2 separate regions of the Homo sapiens genome follow, and region 1 is linked to region 2. A link is an interaction called in ENCODE POLR2A ChIA-PET data of the cell type or tissue named here. Cell type or tissue: endothelial cell of umbilical vein. All regions are shown on one strand. Region 1 overlaps LINC00571 (long intergenic non-protein coding RNA 571). Region 2 overlaps TRPC4 (transient receptor potential cation channel subfamily C member 4).

Region 1 (5,000 bases), 370 kb before region 2:
TGAGCCACCATGCCTGGCCGATAGCATATTCTTTAAATGCTTTAAGTGCTTTTGCTTTTTCCCTTTCTTCCGCTGTCTGCTCACTTAATGTTACTTCTTAAAATGCATCACAAATAAACCACCTGTAGTCAAATCTTTGTCTCAGACTTTGTTTTGAGAAACCAAAATGTTTAGATACAATCATCTTATTCATATATTTCATTTCACATATGAAGTATTTGTAAACCAAAATATTTCTGTTTATCTTCAGTGATAAAGTCATTCATACTAGGACAGCTTCAGGTGTAGTAGCTGTAACAGTTTGTACAAGAAATAATTATATGGTCAAATATCTTGAATATCATCATGCATTTTGCTAAAGCATAAAGAACATGAGTTCCAGGTAAATACTGTAGTGACAGTCTTTTCTGTACTTCCTTGCCATTTGAATTCCTGTCAATAAATGTGACAGCAAGGATAAAATTCATAAAAAAATTTAGCCACAGTTTCCGACGTGACAGAAGAAATGATGTGTAAGTTACCTTTATGTCCACAAAAACCAGCAAAGTGTCCAGCAGAAACATTGATTCTTAATAAGTGTCTGCTATTGGATATTTTAAATCATGTTTACTAGGTGGCAGCATTAATAGAGATTTAAATCACATCCGAGTTAATCATTTCATCTGTCTTGCATGTTGTAGTTCATTAAGTGATTATAATACTCATTCTGCAGTTCTTATGTATCCTTTTTTTCCTCTGAATTTAAAAGCATTTGTTTCCACTAATAATTATTAATATATTATGGGCAGCAAATATAGCAACCTTAATAGAACTGATCATCTTTATGCCCGTTTTATGTCACCCATTCTCTACTCAACAGTAGCCAGAATTTTAGTTTATCTGAAAGGTCTGACTTGTGAATTAACAATTCAGATTTTCTTCCCTGGATGATCCACATCCCTGGTTACCATGATTTTTGGGGGTAAAATTTCTCAATTTTCTATTTATACTTTTCAGTGGTCATGTAAGAAGCAAGACTCACCCCAATGAATACTTCGCATTCCAGAATACTCAGCCTTGTCCCATTATCGAACTGTAAACTTACGCCCCCATACTGAGTAAATTATTTATTCCAGTAAAATAACTCATTTATTTTCCTACCAGCCTATTAACATGGGAAGACCCAGATATAGCAACTGCAGCTTTATGTTTAGTGAAACATTATGTCATCTCGTGGTATTATCTCCCACCAGGAGCCAGAAACTCAAAGCCAGAAGGGCATTAAGTTGTGGAGACAAGAAGCATATATTAGCCACATATGTCAATGGAAATCTTTCTGAGAAGGGCAATTTCTTGGAATTCCAGCAACCAGGAATGCAGCATTATATGATGTCTCTTGGTTCCAAGTATAGGTTACATTTTGCAGAATAATGGCTAACTACCAGAGTGTCATTTCCTAGCTCTTAAGCTGAGACTTCAAGGATCCATGTCCATAATCTATCAGGGGAATCTCACCCTTTAAGTTAAGATGTGCAATCAATGCAAAATATCATGTAATGAATAATATTTCCTGTCTGTAGCAAGGAGACATTTTAAATGTTAATTTTAAAGTGGCTACTGAATATGTTCAGGAACACCAAATTTCCAGTGCTAATGAATTGCCTGGTGCAGCAAACTGTGATAGAATGCCAAAATGTATCTCAATATTAATTGCACATAGTAAAAATATCAACGTGATGCTACAGGGATAAAGAAAATTGCAGGAATATGTCATAAGTATGAGATGTACAAGACTTCCATATTAATTTCTCAAGCATACCTGTGAATATTAGGATCTGTATATTTCTCTTAACTGAAAATCTGTGATACCATCAATTATTAATATAAATGGAACAAACTATTGCCATTTATTAGGAGAAAATATATACTGTAAACTGAAAGCTGAAACAGGACTAGATAATATATCCTGAGAATAGGATCCAGAAGTTGCATTATTCACCTATCAGACGGCAACAAGGATCCCAATGCTAGTCATAATCGTGGGTCCTAAGAACCCCTGAAAAGCTGGATTTACTAACATTTTCATATGTGGTAGATGGGAATGGGGTTATATGGAAGATGACACCCTGGATTCTGCAATTGGCAAGTATTTAAAGTGTATGGGAGAAATGGTAATAGACTTATATGTTTGATTTAGGTACATGGAAAAAAATTAGATAACAATGCAGAACATTGGAAATGACTGTAGAGGTAGACAGAATTTCTCTAGCTTCTGTTTTCTTGACACATTTTTCAAATATGAGAAAACAGCAAGTGGATGAACTTCTGTCTGAAGTACTCTGACAGAAGCCTTCTTCTAGAGGGCATAGACAATACCAGAGCTTTTGTTATTTTCACAGGAGTGGAGCCAGAGAAATTGGGTCTCTAGAGGTTAGGATTCTAATGTGAAGAGATGTGTGGATAAATGACCTCAACACATGTATGAAAATGCAAGTTTTATTTATTTGCCTAGGTATGATGAGACCAAAAGACCAGGAGACAACTGCCAAAGGTTATTATAACTCCAGATCCAAAGGGAAAGGGACACATGACACTATGGGGGAGACACATGGAAAAGCACCAAGGTTGGTCAGGAGGAAGATGGACTGTGCTGAAAATGCAGGCAAGAGCTTTTATTGTGGTTTTTGCAGGAAGAAATGGGCAAGGTAGTGTAAGCAGGCTTAGAATTGGCTAGTTTGAGCAATTTTGGCAGGCTCCATTGTGTAGGAGCTCTTCCTAGTTGTCTGGTATCTGGCTCTGGGGTAATTAGGGCAAGGAAATCATGGCCCAGACTGTGAGAGCATGATTTTAAAATGTGGTTGGGGATATGGGTTCTGGGTTAGTTTAGTTTGCCTTTGAAAAGCATGTTTGCATGTGAGTTCTTTGTATCTTTGGGAATTGATAAATCTTGGGAGAAGCAGTCTGTCCAGGATCAGCAAGACCCTAATATGTGAAAACATTAAAAATACAAAAAATTTACAAAGCATAATTAGTGTGACTCACAGTTGGTTTTCCCTTCTTTTTTTTTTGCCATTATTTGAAATATAGGGTGGGATTCTAAGAATCTAAGTAGATAATCTTCTTAATTTCAGTTAATAGTTGTTTTTAATAGAAGATTAAATGAAATAGAAGTGTTGACTAATTGATTAATAAACTGGAAGACAAGAAAGTCAAAAAAATCCAGAATCCTTGTAGAGAAAAATTCCATAGATTGTTTAGAACAGAGTGTAAGAGCTTATATAAGATACAATGAGAAAATTTAATATATGTTAATTAAGTTCTAAAATGAGAAAAGAGGAAAATAATATGACAGAAGAAATACGGAAAGTCACCAAATATTCTCCAAAGCTGAAGAAAGTTATTAAAGTACAGATTTGAGAACTTCAATAAACCTTAGTTGGAATATGCACAAAGTAAACCACACTAAGGCGTATCAGGATAAACACAACCAACAACTTAAAGCAAAAGCAACAGCCAGAAAAAAAAATCATTTCCTTCAAAGCAACAATAATAATGACAAACTCATTTTTTTTTTTTTTGAGACAGAGTTTTCCTCTTGTTGCCCAGGTTGGCGTGCACTGACGTGATCTTAGCTTGCTGCAACCTCCACCTCCCAAGTTTAAGCATTTCTTCTGCCTCAGCCTCCCAAGTAGCTGGGATTACAGGCACCCGCCATCACACCGGGCTAATTAGGTATTTTTAGTAGAGACGGGGTTTCACCATGTTGGTCATACTGAGCTCAAACTCCTGACCTCAGGTGAGCCACATACCTCGGCCTCCCAAAGTACTGGGATTACAGGCTTGAGCCGCTGCACCTGGCCACAACAAATAAATTTTTAATAGCAGTAATGAAAGCTCAAAATTAATGGAACAAGATCTTTATTTATTTTTATTTTTTAATTTTTTTTATTTTTTTGTATTTTTATTTTTATTTTTTTATTATTATTATACTTTAAGTTTTAGGGTACATGTGCACAATGTGCAGGTTAGTTACATATGTATACATGTGCCATGCTGGTGTGCTGCACCCATTAACGTGACATTTAGCATTAGGTATATCTCCTAATGCTATCCCTCCCCCGACCCCACAACAGTCCCCGGAGTGTGATGTTCGCCTTCCTGTGTCCGTGTGTTCTCATTGTTCAATTCCCACCTATGAGTGAGAACATGCTGTGTTTGGTTTTTTGTCCCTGCAATAGTTTACTTAGAATGATGATTTCCAATTTCATCCATGTCCCTACAAAGGACATGAACTCATCATTTTTTATGGCTGCATAGTATTCCATGGTGTATATGTGCCACATTTTCTTAATCCAGTCTATCATTGTTGGACATTTGTATTGCTATTGTGAATAATGCCGCAATAAACATACGTGTACATGTGTCTTTATAGCAGCATGATTTATAGTCCTTTGGGTATATACCCAGTAATGGGATGGCTGGGTCAAATGGTATTTCTAGTTCTAGATCCCTGAGGAATCGTCACACTGACTTCCACAATGGTTGAACTAGTTTACAGTCCCACCAACAGTGTAAAAGTGTTCCTATTTCTCCACATCCTCTCCAGCACCTGTTGTTTCCTGACTTTTTAATGATTGCCATTCTAACTGGTGTGAGATGCTATCTCATTGCGGTTTTGATTTGCATTTCTCTGATGGCCGGTGAGGGTGAGCATTTTTTCATGTGTTTTTTGGCTGCATAAATGTCTTCTTTTGAGAAGTGTCTCTTCATGTCCTTCACCCACTTTTTGATGGGGTTGTTTGTTTTTTTCTTGTAAATTTGTTTGAGTTCATTGTAGATTCTGGATATTAGCCCTTTATCAGATGAGTAGGTTGTGAAAATTTTCTCCCATTTTGTAGGTTGCCTGTTCACTCTGATGGTAGTTTCTTTTGCTGTGCAGAAGCTCTTTAGTTTAATGAGATCCCATTTGTCAATTTTGGCTTTTGTTGCATTGATTTTGGTGTTTTAGACATGAAGTCCTT
Region 2 (5,000 bases):
TTTGGCTTGTTCCAGTTTGAGGCTATTACAAAAAAGCTACTATGATATTTGTAGTCAAGTGTTTTTATGTATATAAATTTTTATTTTCTATTTTCTTTTTTATTTTCTATTTTATTTTGGATAAATGCCTAGAGTAAGAATGGATGTATCATTGGTAGATGTATATTTAATTTAAAAACAAACCAAACCAAACTGCAAACTCTTTTTAAAAAGCTATTTATATTTTGTTGTTCAATGTATGAAAGTTTAAGTGTCTGCAAACATGTATCAACATATGTTTTAATTAGATATTTTTTTTAATTTTAGTCATTCTAATAGGTATGCAGTGATACTTCATTGTGACTTTGATTTGCATTTCCCTAATGTGCAACAGATGTTGGGCATCTTTTCATGTGTTTATTTGCCATCTATATATCTTTTGATGCTGTCTCTTCAAATTTTAGTCCCCATTTTTTATTTGAGTTTTTTGTTTCCTCATTATTATATTTGGTTAATTATACTTGGTCAGGGAGAAGGTGAGTTACAAAACACTGGTTTTTTTTGGTGGTAGGAACTCTCTAAATCTTAAATTATGCTATGAATGGATGGAGAAGAGTTCATGTTGCATCTAGGTAGACGTTGTACCACTTATCAACACAATAAACATAGATGGGTAAACAGTGTTATGGTCCAAAATGTTAATTAAATTGTGAACTTATTGAATTTTATGTACCTGTGTGGCTTTCAAGTGGCAATTTTCCTAAAGAGGAGCTATGTGGATAATTCAACCTTAGGAACGTGATGAAACCAAGCGCAACTATACTAGTCAAACTTTTTCTTATATTGGAGAGTCCTAGCACATACAACTACCACCTTTCAGATGCTTTCTCTCAGATAATCCTTATACATGTATTTTCTCCTGCATCCCTGGAATTCTTTACTAAGGGTACAGTGCTGGACTACATTAAAGCTTTATGACCCTTCTTTTTTCCAACCTTCAATTTTTTTTCATCCCATTGCATAAAAAGCCCTATCTTCACTAGATGACAACTATGTACTAGTTGCTTAATTCCTCTTTTGTCTAAGCAATGTAATGTTTTATTCCAGCTAAAATATGCAAGTCTTCAGAAAGCTCTTAGGAAGATTTAATTGTAACAGAAGACTGATATGGGAGATGGTTTTATATATATGACCTTTTTCAGACCTTCGAAAATCGCATTATGTATATAGCTGACTGCCTATGTGTAGGGTCCCCTCATTTCATAAGGTTATTGATATTTTTCTCTTCCTTGTTTCTTTTATTTATTGCCATTTATTATCAATCCTTGTGACAAAATAAGAAAATTTTAAAATATGATATAAGAGGTAGAGGAAAACTGTATAGTTGGAAGACAGGGATCTAATGCCACAATTCACCACTGTGATATTTCTTCAATTTTTCCAGAACATTAATTTAGGCTAACAATCATATTTAATAAAACAGTGTTATAAACAAAGTTATCTGGTTTTTAAAATTATTTATGATCTTGAAATATATTTGGAATATTTGAAATATCAATTTTTATGTAAACTATAGAGTCAAAAACTATATACTAGACAACTACTAGAAAATGAGTAACTATGGATGTTATGGTTTAAATTGTATCTGGCAAAAAGACATGCTAATGTCCAAACCCCAAGTGCCTGCCTCAGAACGTGACTTTATTTGGAAACAGATCATTGCACAATAAATTACTGAAGATGAGGTCATTCTGGAGTGGGACAGACTCTTACTCCAATATGACTGGTTATCTTATAAAAAGAGAGAAGATGATGTGAAATGAGGCATACAGGGAGAATGCCACGTGATGGCAGAGGCAGAGATTGGAATGACACAGCTGTCAGGCCAAGGAATGCCTTGAATTCACAGTCGCTTACCAGAAGGTTGCTAAAGTCAAGGAAAGATTCTACCCAGAGTCTCAGAGAAAGCATGGCGCTGCCAACACTCTGGTTTTAGAATTCACATTTTCAGAACTATGAGAAAAAAAAAATATGTTGTTTTAAGCCACCTAATTTATGGTACTTTTTATGGCAGCCCTTAGGAACTAACACAATGAGCAAATAAATTTTAACAAAATCTCAATACCATATGGAGATATAGTTTATGTATAAAACATTTCAATATCCACAATAATAGCAGTACCTTGGGTCAGAAAATAATCAGTGAAGTCCTTATTCATACGCAGATTCTTTGGGTTGCAGTTTGAGTTTCTTTGAACTATTGATGGTTATAGGTCTGTTTTCAGTGACTAATATGCTCACGTACAGTAGTTTGTTCCTTATTTTCAGGTCATCCTTCACCCTGCCTCATGATTTGTCCTTACTTACTGGGATGTGCATTTTCTCAGGAAGCTAGCATGAAGGGCCACAGAGACCAGGATGGGAACAAGCAACACTTGCACGTGTGGCAAGTGGAAATGCTGGAAATGACAATGATGACGGAGAGGAAATGATACATGCCTCATTTTTAGGAACATAACTTAGGCTGTTTAAAAAAAGAATGAGAGAGGGAAGCTGATTACTCAATAATCCTTGTAAAAAATAAAAGACCTAGATGAGAGAGATGGCAGAGGAGCTGGAGAGATGGTGCAGCCGGGGAGGAACATCCCAGATGTTTGATCAGCAGGAATCATTGACAATTAGATGAGCCAATAAAGAATAAAAAATAAAATTACGCCAAAGAATAATTTCCATTCAACAGATACTTTACTCTTTATTCCTGTCTGCTTTGTGAAAATGATATCAAAGACTGACAGAATTATAGGGAACTATAACTCTTTTTGTCCCTTTTTCTCTTTTTTGGCTCTTTTATGTGTTGTTTTTGTGCAGTTGCCAGCTCTGTTGCCATACAAGTTGGAGCAAATAGCACAACCTGAGAGGTCGGTGACTGTGTTGCCTCTGCTGTTTCCAAAACACATAACTTTTTCTCTGTATATTATAGACTAATTTAATTCCAACCTCAATTAACAGATCATTAAAAAACAGAGTATTATTATTGTTATCTTTTTTAAGCCCAGAAAATCTGTCAGCCAAGATAGTCAGCAGAGCTTTTGTCAGGGAGACAGAAAAGAGATTAGAGAGCATAAAAGGAAGTGATCTTATTCTCAACCTTAAGGCTACAGTTTAAAAATTCTGCTTATAGGACCTAACACATTTGAAACAAATATAACCCTTCACATATATTATTTATATGTATAAATTAGATGGGTAGAGAAACAACTCCATTCTGTGATATCAACTTTTGATTCTGGAAAGAAGCTATGAAATGAGTTTCCTATTTTCTAAGGTCTGGAACAATTTAATTTTTTCTAAAACTATAGGTCTTGATATTATGTTAAAAGGAATAGAGAAGGGAAAAGCAAAGTGCGCTTATATCATTTTATTTCATAAGAACAACTAATATTCATTCCCATTCTGTCTCTTTTTTCCTTTCTGAATTCTTGACCTACTGGGAGATAGTAGAGCAGTGTTCATTCTTCAGTAGGAGTCTCTCCAGGAGACTTTGATTAAAAGTGAAACACCCATTCTGAACATGCCACTCCTCTGTGTGGAAAATGTCAGTGGCTCATTAGAGACTGGAGAACCAGCCCATTCATGGAAGGCCAGGATCTGAGCCTTCCTCACTGCTTTCCATCCACCATTTTCATCTATTACTCACCTACATGATTCAAAAGTCAAATGGTGCTTTCTTCAATACTGTATAATTTTCTGCCTCCACACCTCTATTCAAGTTTTAAGAAAGCATCTAGGTAGCTACCTAGAAATAACTAGCATTTTTAATCTATTTTCCATAATAGTTTGGAACAATGTATATGTGCTCTGAGAAGGGTATTGGTGAATAGAGGTAGACTTTGTACCAACTGCTACCCTTTGTGATTTTCAAAGAACGAACATTATTTATTGACTCGACCTTCCTACCACCTAAATTGGGTTTTGTTTGCTTGCTGTTTTGTTTGCTAAGTTCAACGTTGGGTTCATCACCCACACACATGCTTTATTTCCTTTGCCTTTCTCATTTTCAGCTTTCCATTACTGCTCACTCATTGTCTCAGATCAGTTGCCAAACCAATTTTAAATGTAGACTCAGGAATGGTTTCAGAAGTTTAATCAGCCTCTGCCTCACCAACACTATCATCATATGAAATTTAGTTATTGTCTTCCCTTCTGGTTATGTGACATCAAATGTCATGCCCCTGTAATATGCATTTAGCTCTTCCTTGAATCCTGATCTGCAAATCTGAATTTAACATGTATATTTAAGAAAACACTTAGGTGATTTTATGACTGGGTACGAAATTTTTGAACTTGACACTTGTTGGGCAAGAGAGTCTGCAGAGAATAGAATCTGTAGTTTATCAATTAGTCTTCTTCATTATTCTCAAGCATTTTAGCCAATGTTTCTCAGATTTGATTAAATCTCTATTGATTTTTTGCCTTTTAACAAGGCTGAAAAACTTAATTGGGCAACTAGTTATCTTATTGGTATTCCCTTATGCTTCAGTTATTATTATCTTCTGAATGTAATTTCCTTGCATAAATCTTTTAATTATTATTATTATGCTGAAAGTGAACACATATTACATACTTGTGTATATATGTCTATAAGTGATTGTATATGTATATGCACATACGTGTATATACATATATCCTTGTGTGTGTAAACCTGTGTTTATATGCAATAATGGTGATACCTAATATTTATTGAACATATACTATGACCTAGGAACTCATACTTTTCACATATTAATTCATCTAATTTTTCAATAACCCTATGAGATAAGTATTTCTACTATCCCCATTTTACAAATTGGGAAAAAGACACAATAAGAATTTAATAATTTATTAATACTCACACAATCAGGAAGCAGCAGATCCAAGATTCAAATCCCAATGGGATTTCTCTAAGGCTTATGTGCTCTTAATCCCTACAATATCCAAATATATAATACAAAGTACGGTAAATTTGCCATATAACTTTGGAG

The links. Peaks named below come from ENCODE experiments on the same cell type or tissue, not always from the same donor. Only the 100,000 strongest peaks of a DNase experiment are listed, where the experiment ranks them.
Region 1: POLR2A ChIA-PET joins it to region 2 with 7 read pairs; 2 of 35 experiments call an interaction of 5 or more read pairs at or near these places.

Annotation. Positions count from the first base shown.
Region 1 is chr13:38,070,468-38,075,467 of GRCh38, reverse strand. The region is part of intron 3 of LINC00571 (long intergenic non-protein coding RNA 571); the gene reads left to right. Among named protein-coding and RNA genes, the nearest start is that of LINC00571, 70 kb to the left of the region's middle. In endothelial cell of umbilical vein, no CTCF peak of the experiment used is centred here; no DNase peak of the experiment used is centred here.
Region 2 is chr13:37,698,961-37,703,960 of GRCh38, reverse strand. All of the region lies in intron 3 of TRPC4 (transient receptor potential cation channel subfamily C member 4), which reads left to right. Among named protein-coding and RNA genes, the nearest start is that of POSTN, 100 kb to the right of the region's middle. In endothelial cell of umbilical vein, no CTCF peak of the experiment used is centred here; DNase peaks (open chromatin) are centred at 1,780, 2,400 and 2,880; H3K27ac peaks cover 2,552 bases.